3 separate regions of the Mus musculus genome follow, and regions 2 and 3 are each linked to region 1. The links are chromatin contacts, found by Hi-C or POLR2A ChIA-PET in ENCODE. All regions are on one chromosome and are shown on one strand. Each heading gives the region's core, a stretch centred on a gene start or an enhancer-like site at or near the end of the contact. The rest is flanking DNA. Distances are from core to core; before and after follow the strand shown. Region 1 has its middle 11 kb from the start of Gcnt3. Region 2 holds the start of Gtf2a2 (general transcription factor II A, 2). Region 3 holds the start of Bnip2 (BCL2/adenovirus E1B interacting protein 2).

Region 1 (4,073 bases), core at 40-2,539:
CACTCAAACACACACACATACACACACACACACACACACACACACACCTTAAAATATGCATTGGAAGCCTAGTTCTTTCACCTGCATATACTGTGCACACACCCTCCTCTCTAAACAATGTACCCAGCAATCTCAGAACCTCCTCTACCCAACAGGCATCTAACTACATGTACTTTTATCACTGGACAATGGTTCAATGGTGTCCTTACCCTTGGTAACTATCAAATGTAGACAGTTTCTATGCAACAGTATTGCCAGCACATTCAGGTATAAAGAATACCTGATAAAGAAGGCTGATTCAGCATGAAATAGTTTTGGCTGCATGTGAAATAAAACTGTCTTCTAGTCACCTTTGAGGGAGAGAACTCACTTCACCACCTTATGCCTATGCATGATTTTGTGCATATGATTAAAATTCCACGCATAATCGGGAGCCACTGATCTCACAAGACAGGAAGACACGCTTTTGTTTGACTTAGGAATTTGCTGTTTGCTAAAGGCTCACACTTAGTAAAATTCCGTGTTAACTTCTACATCTTGTTTGCTAGAGAGGCATATGATTTCTGCCCGGTGGAAGACCTCACCAAATACTACTGCTTGGTGTCGTTCTGTAGTCACTTACAATTTTGGATCTAACCTAGAAACTTTCCTCTATAACTGTCTACAGAGATCCGGTTTCTCGGCGTGCTTTTAAACCAGCCCTGCCATCTGACTGCTTGTCTATTTCATCAGTGAGCTGAGTCAACCTTTGCTATGCCCAGTGTAAATTTTCAGGAAGTCATGCTTTTAACTTTGGGGAACGTATTTTAAGTGCCTTTTCCTTTCTGGTTGGGCATTGAGTTCAAGTCGCCACTGTGAACTTGGGGTCAAAAGATTTTCAGATTTGGATTCGGAGACTTCTCAGCCCTCCCTCTGCAGCCCTCCCTCTACAGCCCTCCCCCTGAGGCCCTCCTCTGGACTCCCCCCCCCCCGCAGCCCCTCCTCTGCAGCCCTACCCCTGTAGCCTGCCCCCTGCAGCCCACCCCCAGCAGCCCCCTCTCTGCAGCCCCCCTCTGCAGCCCTTTCTCTCCCTGCAGCCCTCCCCCTGCAGTGCTTTTACACACTTCCCCCTCTCACAGCCCCCTCTTCCCGTGCTCATTTGCTTAAGCTCTCTCCATGTCCATGCTGCCTTTGGCACTGGCTCCCCAGACAGCCTCCTGGCTTTGGGTCTTTTGCTTTTTCTTTCTCTGCTGCCACTGAAGGATTCTGAAATTGTGGCTGTGACAAGATACTCCTGGGATGAAGATGTGGGGCAGCGGGATCCAAGAGTGTCGAGAAGAAGCAAGCAGCTGTCTCTCAGGCTCAGAGTCACAGGTTTGGTTTTTGCACATGACAGGAGTGGAAATCTAGAAAGAGTACAGGCACTCTCTTTCCGAGCCTTGGACAGAGGGCCTTGCAAAAGCTAGGAAAGTGATCTAGCCCTGAGCTATCTAGCCCCTGTCCAAGAACTCACACTTGTAGAGGTGACTAATCCTGCTTGGCACACAGAGGGTCTCCTGGAATGACACTGGGCTCCAAGCCTGGATATTATTGGGTTCCTCATTTATTTCCTTTCGGAAAGTACACAGTAGACCAAGGTCTCACTCACAGGCATGAAAAATGGGGTGCTAGCTAACAAGAGGCTTTCTGGCTCCAGTCAACATCCCGCAGTGATCCTTCCTGCTTCCCCCTTGGAAAACTTTGGTACCTGCCCCTGGTTGGTTTCCTGCCTCACCCCACCCCACCCGGCCCACATAACCCATCCTTTATCCTGCCTGCTCTTTCCTTCTGTTTCCCTTCAGCCCCCTGACCTCCCAGTTGCACTTTGGTTTTTTTTAGATTTTCCTTTGTCATGTGTATGAATGTTTCACTCGCATGTCTATCCATGTACCACTTGTGCCTGGTGCAGGAGGAGGTCAGAGAAGGGCAATGGATCCCTGAGCCTCCCTGTGGGTGCTGGGAATCGAACCTGCATCCTCTGGAAGAGGAGCCAGCAATCTTAACCACTGAGCCACCTCACCTGGCCCTTCCAGTTGCACTTCTGTTTTCCTTTGCTAACAGCACTGTCTAGCTGTTTCCCTCCCCCTCCTCCTTGTCCTTCTCCTGTTTCTTCTCCTCCTCCTCTTCCTTCTTCTCTTTCTTCACATTCTCCTTCCTTATTCTTCTCCCACAGAGAACCAGCAATCAAGTTAATCAAATGTTCCACCCAACCTGTGTTGTAACAGCTCAGTGCTTGCCTCGTGCCTTTATTTTCTTGAGCACAGGTCACAATACGCTTTCTGTCACCCTCCCTGCAAGCTGGAAAGTAATTAGAGCCCACGACAGTGTCTTGCTTAACCAGCAGACAAGGTGCTCTTTCAGTTTGGCCAAAAGAAACTAGTTCCTAGCGGGGGAAATAAAATCTTTTAAGGCAATTAAGATCGATTTGTTTGCTTTCTTTGCTATGGACATGATTATCAAGATCACTGGTCGCATGCGTGTGGGTTTCTTTTTTTCCTTTCCACCCTGTGAGTCCTGGGGTTTAAACTCAGGTCATTGCCTTGGCAGCAAGCTGCTCCATGGAGTCGGCTGTCCAGGGCTTGTTCATTCTCTCATTTGAGGTAGGGTCTCAGACTATAGTCCAGATTCATCTGAAACTTGATGCCTCAAAAATTCCAGCAATCCTGATTCACCCTCTGGAATGCAGGGACTGCATGTACAAGGCACCACACCTGGCTGAAGTGCATTTCAACCTTTCTTCCTCCAGGGCTGGGCAGGGCACATCCGTTTAAACAATTACACATTTCACCCAAGGCAATGAGGATGAGGCCAGCAAGACTACTTCCAAGCTGATTTGTGGGCTGAGGGTGAAGTTTAGAGACAGAGCATTTAGAGGCCCTGGATTTGATCCCCAGTATCATACGTGCATGTGCACACACAGACACACACACATACATGTGCACACACACATATGCATGTGCACACACACACACATGCAGACACACACATGTGCATATGCGCACATAGACACACAAACACACACATACACACACAAACACACACACACACACGTGCACTGCATTGCCTGAGGTGAACCCATTACATGGAGCTCTGTCATTTTCTACAAGTCACTTTCTTCCCTTACACAATTCACCTTTAATGGTAGAGACAGATGCCTGCCTATAGCCTAGGCAAGAGGCCACTAGTGGAAGTACAAACTACCCAGCAGCTCAAAGGAGGCAGACGGAGAGATACTGGCTCAAGAGCAGGTCCAGCGTTCAGAAAGAACCTGACCATTACCAGGAACTAACAAAAGTACCCATGGGGATCTGCAACCCTATAGGTGGAACAACATTATGAACTAACCAGTACCCTGGAGCTCTTGACTCTAGCTGCATATGCATCAAAAGATGGCCTAGTCGGCCATCACTGGAAAGAGAGGCCCATTGGACACGCAAACTTTATATGCCCCAGTACAGGGGAACACCAGGGCCATAAAAGGGGAGTGGGTGGGTAGGGGAGAGGGGGTGGGTGGCTATGGGGGACTTTTGGTATAGCATTGCAAATGTAAATGAGCGAAATACCTAATAAAAAATGGAAAAAAAAAAAAGTACCCATGGGGACAAAGAAAAAAACAAATCAACACAAAACAAAAACAAAAACGAGCCTTTGAAGGTGAGGCAGTGTCGGTAGGCCTGCGGTCTGGCAATCCTTTCCCTCCAGCTGTCTGCTGGGCTGTCTTGTGCCCGTCAGGTATGGGCCTCAGTACCAGTTCTCCTTGGATGCCCTCCAGACTCTCTACTCTCCCATGGAGACAATTTAGGTCCCAGGGTCACAGGAGCCCTTGCTCCTTTTGGTACTTCTCACACTATTCTGGTTTGAATATAAACTGTGCCGCTCCCCACCTCCACAAGTGTCTAAGCATATGTCCCCATAAGCTAGCCCTGTTCTGAAGGGTTGTGGGGCATTTTGTCACTGTGGCCTAGCTCTCAGAAGTGGGTCTCTAGGGGATGGCACGAAAGGTGTTATCTACCTCTGGTTCAGACCCAAGGTTCTCTTGGGATCCACCAAGATAG
Region 2 (4,089 bases), core at 144-2,643, 37 kb after region 1:
GCTTATGGTGTTAAATCCTATCTATGTGTTGATGACTTTGAAACTTGTAGCCTTCCCTCACTTCTCTCTTTGTACCCATATTCAGGATGTTCTACTCTACATCGAAACAATTATCAAATAGCTAAGACACTTCTCCTACAGCTAAGAGCAAATGCAGAGGACTCTTCTATGGGCCCTCAGAGTCATATAAACCATAAAGATGGTCCAATTCCTAGCAAATCTTGGAAGGGCAACTTTCAAAATGAATCCAGAAGCCAATCATTTCTCAACATCCCCATGATTATTTTATAATGCCAGGCCACTGACTCATGGTGTTCAAATTTTCTTTACTCTACACTTGTCCCTCACACTTTATAATTTGCAGCGGGGTTATCTTTTAAAAATATGGGCTAGAACATATTTTCCATCAGCTTCTATCAGGCCTGACGATCTGGCTACCCTCTATGTTTGGTTTGATCTATTTTCCACCTCCCTTTGCACTCTCAACTGCCCTGAGGATGACAGGCGTGGGACTGCCTTTGCGATGGCTGTTCTTTCTGCCTGTAATGTTCTTGCTCAGATATTAATTTGGCTAACACACAACTCCAATAGCTCCATTCAATTGCACCTAAACTGACCACCACATAGGAACTCCAACATCCATTATGAAACGTCTCCAAACCCTTCATCTCGCTAAAATTTTTTGATAGCACCGTCTGCCATCAAGTTACCTAACGGTCTTATGTTAACTTTCCGCATAAAATGTAAAGTCCACGAGGGCATGGATCTTTATTTTTGTTCACTTGATGTAACCTGCGGGCTGAGAACAGTACCGGATACTCGACGCGTGTCAAACAAAAACATTTAGCTCGTTCAAAGTAAACGCCAGTCAGTACGTGTGTATGGAGAAGGGGAGAAAAAGGTCAGAGAGACATAAACTTTAAAATAGGACAGGGGAGCCATGGCACGCTCCATTTGACATCTAAGCATTATTTGGAAAAGAGCTAACAGCGACTTCGACGTCTGCTGAAACGAGCTGGCTCGGCCATCTCCAATCTTTAAAGGTGGCGGCAACTGCAGAACTTCGGAATCCCCTCCTCACTGCAGAGCTGGAGCGCAGGCGCCGTGTGTGCCCGGCATCCGAGCGGGACGCCGGTCGCCTAAGCGCGGCCTGAGGAGAGCGGGAAGGCGGCTGCTCCCGCGCGGCTGCGTCTGTCTGGGGTCGCCTTCCGGCGGGCACAGCGCTCGGTACCGCCCGCCTCGCCGCGGCCTCCCCGCTCCCGGCCCCGCCGCCGCCTACCTGAGGGAAGGCGCTTCCGCCACGGCGGTAGCAGAGCCAGGTAGGGAGCCCGCTGCGACCACCTCCTCGGCCGCGGAAACCGCAGCCCTGTGCCAGTGACCCGGAAGTGCTCACGCGACCCGGAGGTGACGCCACAGGAGCCACTGCCGGCCCCCACCGCCGTTTCCGAGAAGGGGCGTGGTCTCTCCTGCTGGCGCTCGGGAAGCAAAAGGCAATGGGGCGACTGTCTGGCTTGTCAAAGTTTGTGGGACTGCAGTGTAGGGAAACCAGGGTTTGTGAGTCTTTCATCTTTTTCATTTGGAAGGTCTGCTGTATAAACTTCGTGACTGATACAAAAGCAAATACGTGGATATTCTGAGTTTCCAGAATTTCACATCCCTTTTCTTTTTAGCGGGGGTGCTTGGTTTTCTGCTTTCAAAACAGCAGCTATAGGTACTGCAGATGGCCAGTGAGCACATGAATTGTGACTTCGGATGCAAACACTCCAGGTCTGAGAGTGAAACATGTTCTCCTTTGTGCCATGCTGTAGGTTTTCCTTTTTAGCCTTTTAAAATCATATCCTTGCAACCCAAACTCATTAAATAATTTCCAAACTATGAAATACAGATCTGATTAAAGTTCAAATAGTGTTAAGATTGTAAACAGGCTGAACTTGTTATCAATTAAAAGAACCAGAGCAGGGTGTAGTGGCGCACACCTTTAAGTTAATCCCAGCACTCGGGAGGCAGAGGCAGGTGGATTTCTGAGTTCGAGGCCAGCCTGGTCTACAGGGTGAGTTCCCGGACAGCCAGGACTACACAGAGAAACCCTGTCTCGAAAAACCAAAAAAAAAAAAAAAAAAAAAAAAAAAAAAAAAAAAAAATAAATAAAATAAATAAATAAATAAATAAAAGAACCGGAAGCATCCACACTGCAGGATTGTAAAGGCCCGATGTTTGAAAGGCTTCACCGGAAAATTCAGTGTAAAAGTTAACGATTAAAGATGAAAACAAGGCACGAATGTATATTCCAACTAATTTATTCAAATGCATTAATGCTGCAGTAGCATGTGTAACAGATGAAGACACACCACTGTATTTGGAACCAGTCAAAGGAAGAGAAAAGGATATACTTTGCAGATCAATGGCTTCTCAGTGACAAAAACCAGAGGTGTATCCTGCAGAGAGAATCAGTCTCAATTCTCACTGAAATGACAATATTATCTAAGAACAGTGGAAAGGGCACAATAAGCGCATTCCGTCTAAATGACAGAATGTGAGCGTCCAATGAAAATCATTTGGAAGTATGAATCAAAGTGCAACAGTGTTTGATGAACTCCAAATTGTGTTCTATGTGAACAGAACCCCAAGGACTGTGCAAGCCAGCAGCCCTGAACATCAATATTTACTAGCTGGGTTCTCATGAGTAAACAATGAAGTAGCTGTTAGGACATTAACCTTTGGAAGTCTATATACAAAGGTACCATGGAGTAACTGACAGCTACCAAGTTCTCTTGTCAAACTAGATATGCAAATACACAATTTCAAATTCCAAGTTTCAATTGTTGTAGGAAATCTTAAGACAACTATCTGAAATAGCTTCTATCATTTTTTTAAAACTAATTTTCATACCCCCACTCCCAAACCCAGGGCAGGTCTCACTCTGTACACCCACCTAGGTTGTCCTGGAACTTGCTAAGTAATCCAGACTGGCCCCAAACTCCCAATCCTCCTGCCTTAGCCTCCAGTGCGGGAATTACATGTACATATCACCATAGTAAGTCCCAAAACAACTGGTTTTCATCTGGTGCTTGATTTCAAATGCTGTATGTGAATTTCTCAAAGCATTTTACATTTGGTTCCACACCATTACATATTATATATAATAGCAACAAACTGCCGTATTCAAATTATAGTTACTTCTAACAGTTCCACATCCTGTTTTGTTTCAGTTACCATTTAGAACTTAAAAGCTCCTACTGGTCTTCTGCTGACCTGATTCCAAATTCATTTAGGATCTCAGAAAGGGAGCAGAAAGTAAAGGGCTCCTCTGACAGGTCATTTGTACTAGCTTAGAATACTGGGCCCAGTTCTTGATGGTCTTAGCAATGCCCACTACACAATTCCCATTCCCTAGTACAAAGCAAACTCTCATTAGCACAACTGTTTGCCTGTATATAGATTTTTCTTATTCCAGTCCTCTGAGATATGACTGATCAATTTCTGCCTCCAAAGTGCTGGGGGATAAAGGGTGTGTACCACCGCCATCTAGCAAAAATTTTTTACTTAAAATACAGGACAAAGAATGCCAAAGCTACTGTCACCTTTCATGTGAGCTACCAATTCAATCAAGAAACTGGCTTGCTCTACTCCATGTGTCATAGTGCTAATTCCTAGAACGTCTGCATGAGATCATCCAAGTTCCCTGAGCATTCACATACATGGCTGCAGGAACATGACACAAGTTCTCTGGAAGAATACTGTCAAGGAGCTGGTGGCACTAAGGCATGACACTTAGCACAGTAGCTAACACTGTTTACCAGCCGTGAAGGGTTGGTATCAGTCTCCACCTGGCCACTCTCGCTGCTACGGTACAGACCTGCTCCTGTCTGAAGATGCAGAGGACAGGAGAATATCATTACCACGGCCATCAGCAGTTTCCTTGTCAAGCCACACCATACGTGATCTGTTTCCTTGTGGATACAGGAAATGGGACCACTGGCTGCCATACAGAGTATGTCCCTTAAGAGGACACTTTTAGGGCATGTTTGTGATAACCAAGACTTTCTTTGAAAGGGCCCATTTTCTTACTTATCTTCTAACTGCTTAGCA
Region 3 (3,939 bases), core at 675-3,174, 60 kb after region 1:
TGTGAGTGTCGTGGTTTGTATATTCTTGGACCAGGGAGTGGCACCATTTGGAGGTGTGGCCTTGTTGGAATAGGTGTGTCACTGTGGGTGTGGTCTTAAGACCCTCACCCTAGTTGCCTGGGAAGTCTTCTACTAGCAGCCTTTGGAATGAAGATGTAGAACTCTCAGTTCTGCCTGTGCCATGTCTGCCTGGATACTGTCATGCTCCCACCTTGATGATAATGTACTGAACCTCTGGACCTGTAAGCCAGCCCCAATTAAAATGTTGTTTTTTTATAAGACTTGCCTTGGTCATGGTGTCTGTTCACAGCAGTAAACCCCAAACTAAGACAGTGAGGTCGAATGCAATGTCATTAGCCATTTAGCTTAGACAAGAGGCAAAAGACAGACCCTATGTCCTGATCCCCAGATCTATAACAAACCTGTCTGTAAAACCAAATGTGGTTATACTTAAGGGTGAAAGGTCCTGCGATGCCTAAAGATGTAAGTATGTTGGTTTATGGTAATTCAGTCCCTACGCTATGCACATGTCACATTTCCTAGTCCAGCAAGTTAGAAAAGACCTAAGAATGGCATTGAGAGATAGAGATTGATTAAGAACCAAGCCAAAAAAATAATGTGCGAGGCAACCAAACATTGGTAACTTCATGTATGGGTAACTAAACTAGATAACTTCAACTCTAACTTTGAAGGAACACCCACTCATGAATTACAGAGTTTCTACAAGTGAAGGCTAGAGGAGTGGGTCAGTAGTTAAGCATGCTTGCTGCTCTTCACAGGAGCCTATTTCGGTTCCCACCACAACAGCCTATAATGCTAGCAGCTCCAGGGGTTCCGATGCCCTCTGCAGTCGCCTATACCACATGACAAGACACATTAAAAAAAAAAAACCTTTGAGAAAAAAAACCCTCTACAATTAAAGGATTCTAATAAATCATAAGAAAACGTGCATTTCATTGAAGATGGGAATTCAAGTATAAGGGAAAACATCCTAATTAAAAGTGACGCAAAAGAAAGCAATACTAAGATGCAATTGCAGATGAAAGGCACTTTTATAGAAATACTTTGATAAACACTGCAAAAGTTGTGTCCTCATAGAGTTCCTAGGACAAAGGAAGTTTCGAAGTAACGTAATATAGATCCAAATAAGTTTCTGCTTGAACGTGAACAGACTTAGGAAGAATTCTCCAGTGGCATCGCATGCATACAGCAATCCAAAGCATCCTAGCCGGTATTTAAATGAAGAGGTTAAGTGTCTGAGAACAGCCAAGGATCAGGCATTGACGTACACACCCTACAATAGGATATCACACTCAGGAAGGTTCAAGAGAGCCCTGATGACTTATAGGATGCTGTCTGTGTATGCTGTCTGCGTCCATCCCCCCGAGGCTATGGGGTGCACTACACGCCCAAGTTTCTTTGTTCTGCTCTGGACTGACGCCGGTTAGGAACACGGAACAAACGAGGCTAGGGGAAGCCAGGAACCGGGAGGTTCCGCTCCAGGCTTTCGGGCCACAGACGGAAAAAGGAAGGGGGCGAGAGCCTGGCACCAGCGTCCGAGGCAGGGCGGGGCCCGGCAGCGCTCGGACCCGGAACGCGAACGCGCCAGTCCACGGCCGCCACCCCCGCCTGGCCTGGCCGATCCTCCCGCAGCCCTCCGGCTGTGCCGTAGCCCGGCCCGCTACCCAAGCCGTGCTCACCCCGGAGGAAGCCGCGGCCCCCTCGTCCTCTTTGCCCCTCCAGGCCGGCGACGTGGGGCTGACGGCCAGGTCGCAGAAAGCGGCGCCGGGCAGAGCCCGCTGCCCTTGGTCGGCTGTGGAGACGGGGCCCAGCTTTTCCCGGACGATCTTAGTTGCAGTCCGGGCGGCTGCAGCTGACCCGGATTCAGTGCGTACGCCCCGGCGGAAGTGACCACCTCCGGACCGGCGCCGGGCGCGGCCGAGGGAGGAAGCGGGGGCGGGGCGTTTTCCTAAAATCCTCGGCGGGCTTCCTCTCTGCGCATGCGCAGCCGTGAGCCCTTCTGTCCCGGGCCAGCTAAGGCTTTGGCTTGCTGCTGGCGAGGGAGGAGGAGGGCGCAGCTTTCTAAGGCTCACGCACTTAACGTTACTGTAGGGACCTAACCTCGCTGTCTTGAAAGAGCTATTCGTTTCTCTCTGTTTTCCTTTACTTGACATTATATTAACTATATTACAGAGTGAATGAAAAGGGGGTGAAAAATAGTCGATGTCTTATGTACGATAGCCAGGTCCTAGAAGAATCTACTTTGATAGAATTTTCCGACGTGAATAGTTTTTCTCTCCAGTAATGCTTCTGAGAGAGTAATAAGTACCCCACCCCTCTCCTCCCCAGACTCCTCTCCTGTGTTCCGAGTTGGCCTTGAATTCCTTCCAGTGTATCTGAAATAACCTTGAAAACTAATTTTCCTGCCCCAGTCTCCAGAGAGCTGAGATTATCTACATGATTGTTACCACATTGTGGTAGAGATAGAGACAACTTAGGGCTTCCTGACTGCTGCTAGGTAGGCACTCTATTATCTGAACTTTCCGTTCCCACCATGTGGTTGCTGGGATTTGAACTCCGGACCTTCCGAAGGTCCCGAGATCATAGGAAATTTCATTACGATTCACGACTGTAGCAATATTACTGTTCTGAAGTTGCAACGGAGTAATTTTGTGGTTGGGGGTCTCCACAACATGAGGAACTGTACTAAAGGGTCCCAGCTTTAGGAAAGTTTAGAACTATTGCTTTAAAACATGCTTTTCCCAGTTATTTGTGGGTCCTATCTTGATGACGTAGAAAAAATGAAAATAAAAGTGAAGTCAGTAAATGTAAAATATTTTATTATCACAGTCAACAGTCCTAAAATTGGCTGTCGTAAAAAAAAAAAATCCTCAAAAAGGGGGAGGAGGGGATAAGAGGTTTGTGGAGAGGAAACTGGGAAGGGGATAACATTTGAAATGTCAATAAATAAAATAACCAATAAAAAATTCTCAAAAGATCTCAACTTCTGTACTTTTCTGTGTGGGCCATTAACAATTTTTTTGAATGGCTTCCGTCTATGAGCTGTCCTTTTAAGCAGCTTCAAGGGGCTGTTATTTTGGAGGGCAAGGTCATCCCTCTTAGAAGTTGAACGTGCTCAACCTGTCCAGAGAGCTAGTAGGTAACTATTTGGGCAAGCCTATTACTCCTAAAAGGAATGGTGAAGTCAAAACTATTTTAAATGGATCCAAAACACAGTTCTTTAGAGATACAGTTTAGATTTGTTCTCTGTTGGCAGAGAGTTAAGAGCTCTGTGACTTACCTATAAAATGGAGAAAAAAATAATGCCCGCCTCATGGGGCTTTTGAGACAGAACAGTACATGTATCTGAGATGGGCGCTTGGAATGTTGCTATCATCTGTGTTAGTATTATTTCCCCTAGCAATTTTCTTAATTGCTGGAGGGGGAAACATGACAAACAGATCCACAAAGTTTTAGTTAAACCACTTGGCCACAGGAAGCATTTTCTCTCCAGTTACAGATTTTTCCGGAGTTCCAATTTGTATTTTAGTTCTGCAGTGTGCAGAGTTCCCCACACGGTGGCAGAAAATCGTTTGCAATCATGCCAGAGAGTGAGGTTTTTGTGGTCTTGAGTTTCCTCATTTTAGTAACAGAACATGACTTGATTCAATGTTTGGTTCTGAGTAAGATACTCTGCAACATTTTCCTTTCATGAACTATTTATCTTTACTGTTAAAACATTAGAAACTGTGGATAAACCAAAAAGACTATCATTATGAATGATCACTTTCAGATTTGAATTTATTTTTATTCATTGCATGTCTTTTTAAAAATTAGTGGATGTAGTTTAATCAAATGATTAAGTTTATAAATTTTTTTGTTTAAAAACCTTTAAATTTATTTTTAGAACCTCATGCAGGCACTCTGCCACTGAGTTAC

What was found. A loop is a pair of places that touch in the nucleus more often than their neighbours do. ChIA-PET counts read pairs that join two places held with the same protein, here RNA polymerase II (POLR2A).
Region 2: POLR2A ChIA-PET joins it to region 1 with 21 read pairs in Patski. The contact joins the promoter of Gtf2a2 here to the enhancer-like site in region 1. POLR2A ChIA-PET finds 5 or more read pairs at or near these places in 2 of 5 experiments (Patski and embryonic stem cell).
Region 3: a loop to region 1 is called in a map of T-helper 1 cell, with 2.2 times the contacts of the local background. The contact joins the promoter of Bnip2 here to the enhancer-like site in region 1. A Hi-C loop is called at or near these places in 1 of 37 maps with a recorded cell type or tissue (T-helper 1 cell). POLR2A ChIA-PET finds 5 or more read pairs at or near these places in 1 of 5 experiments (Patski).

The regions. Positions count from the first base shown.
Region 1 is chr9:70,046,692-70,050,764 of GRCm38, reverse strand. No RefSeq gene overlaps it. Among named protein-coding and RNA genes, the nearest start is that of Gcnt3, 11 kb to the right of the region's middle. Within about 2 kb of position 1,289, at least 1 of the 3 ENCODE cell types and tissues checked has a DNase peak (open chromatin) inside an H3K27ac peak, as active enhancers do.
Region 2 is chr9:70,009,852-70,013,940 of GRCm38, reverse strand. It overlaps Gtf2a2 (general transcription factor II A, 2), which reads right to left and starts at 1,393. Exons shown (of 5, transcript NM_001039519.2): 1 at 1,280-1,393. It overlaps Bnip2 (BCL2/adenovirus E1B interacting protein 2), which reads right to left. Exons shown (of 11, transcript NM_016787.4): 11 at 2,282-4,089.
Region 3 is chr9:69,987,451-69,991,389 of GRCm38, reverse strand. It overlaps Bnip2 (BCL2/adenovirus E1B interacting protein 2), which reads right to left and starts at 1,924. Exons shown (of 11, transcript NM_016787.4): 1 at 1,701-1,924.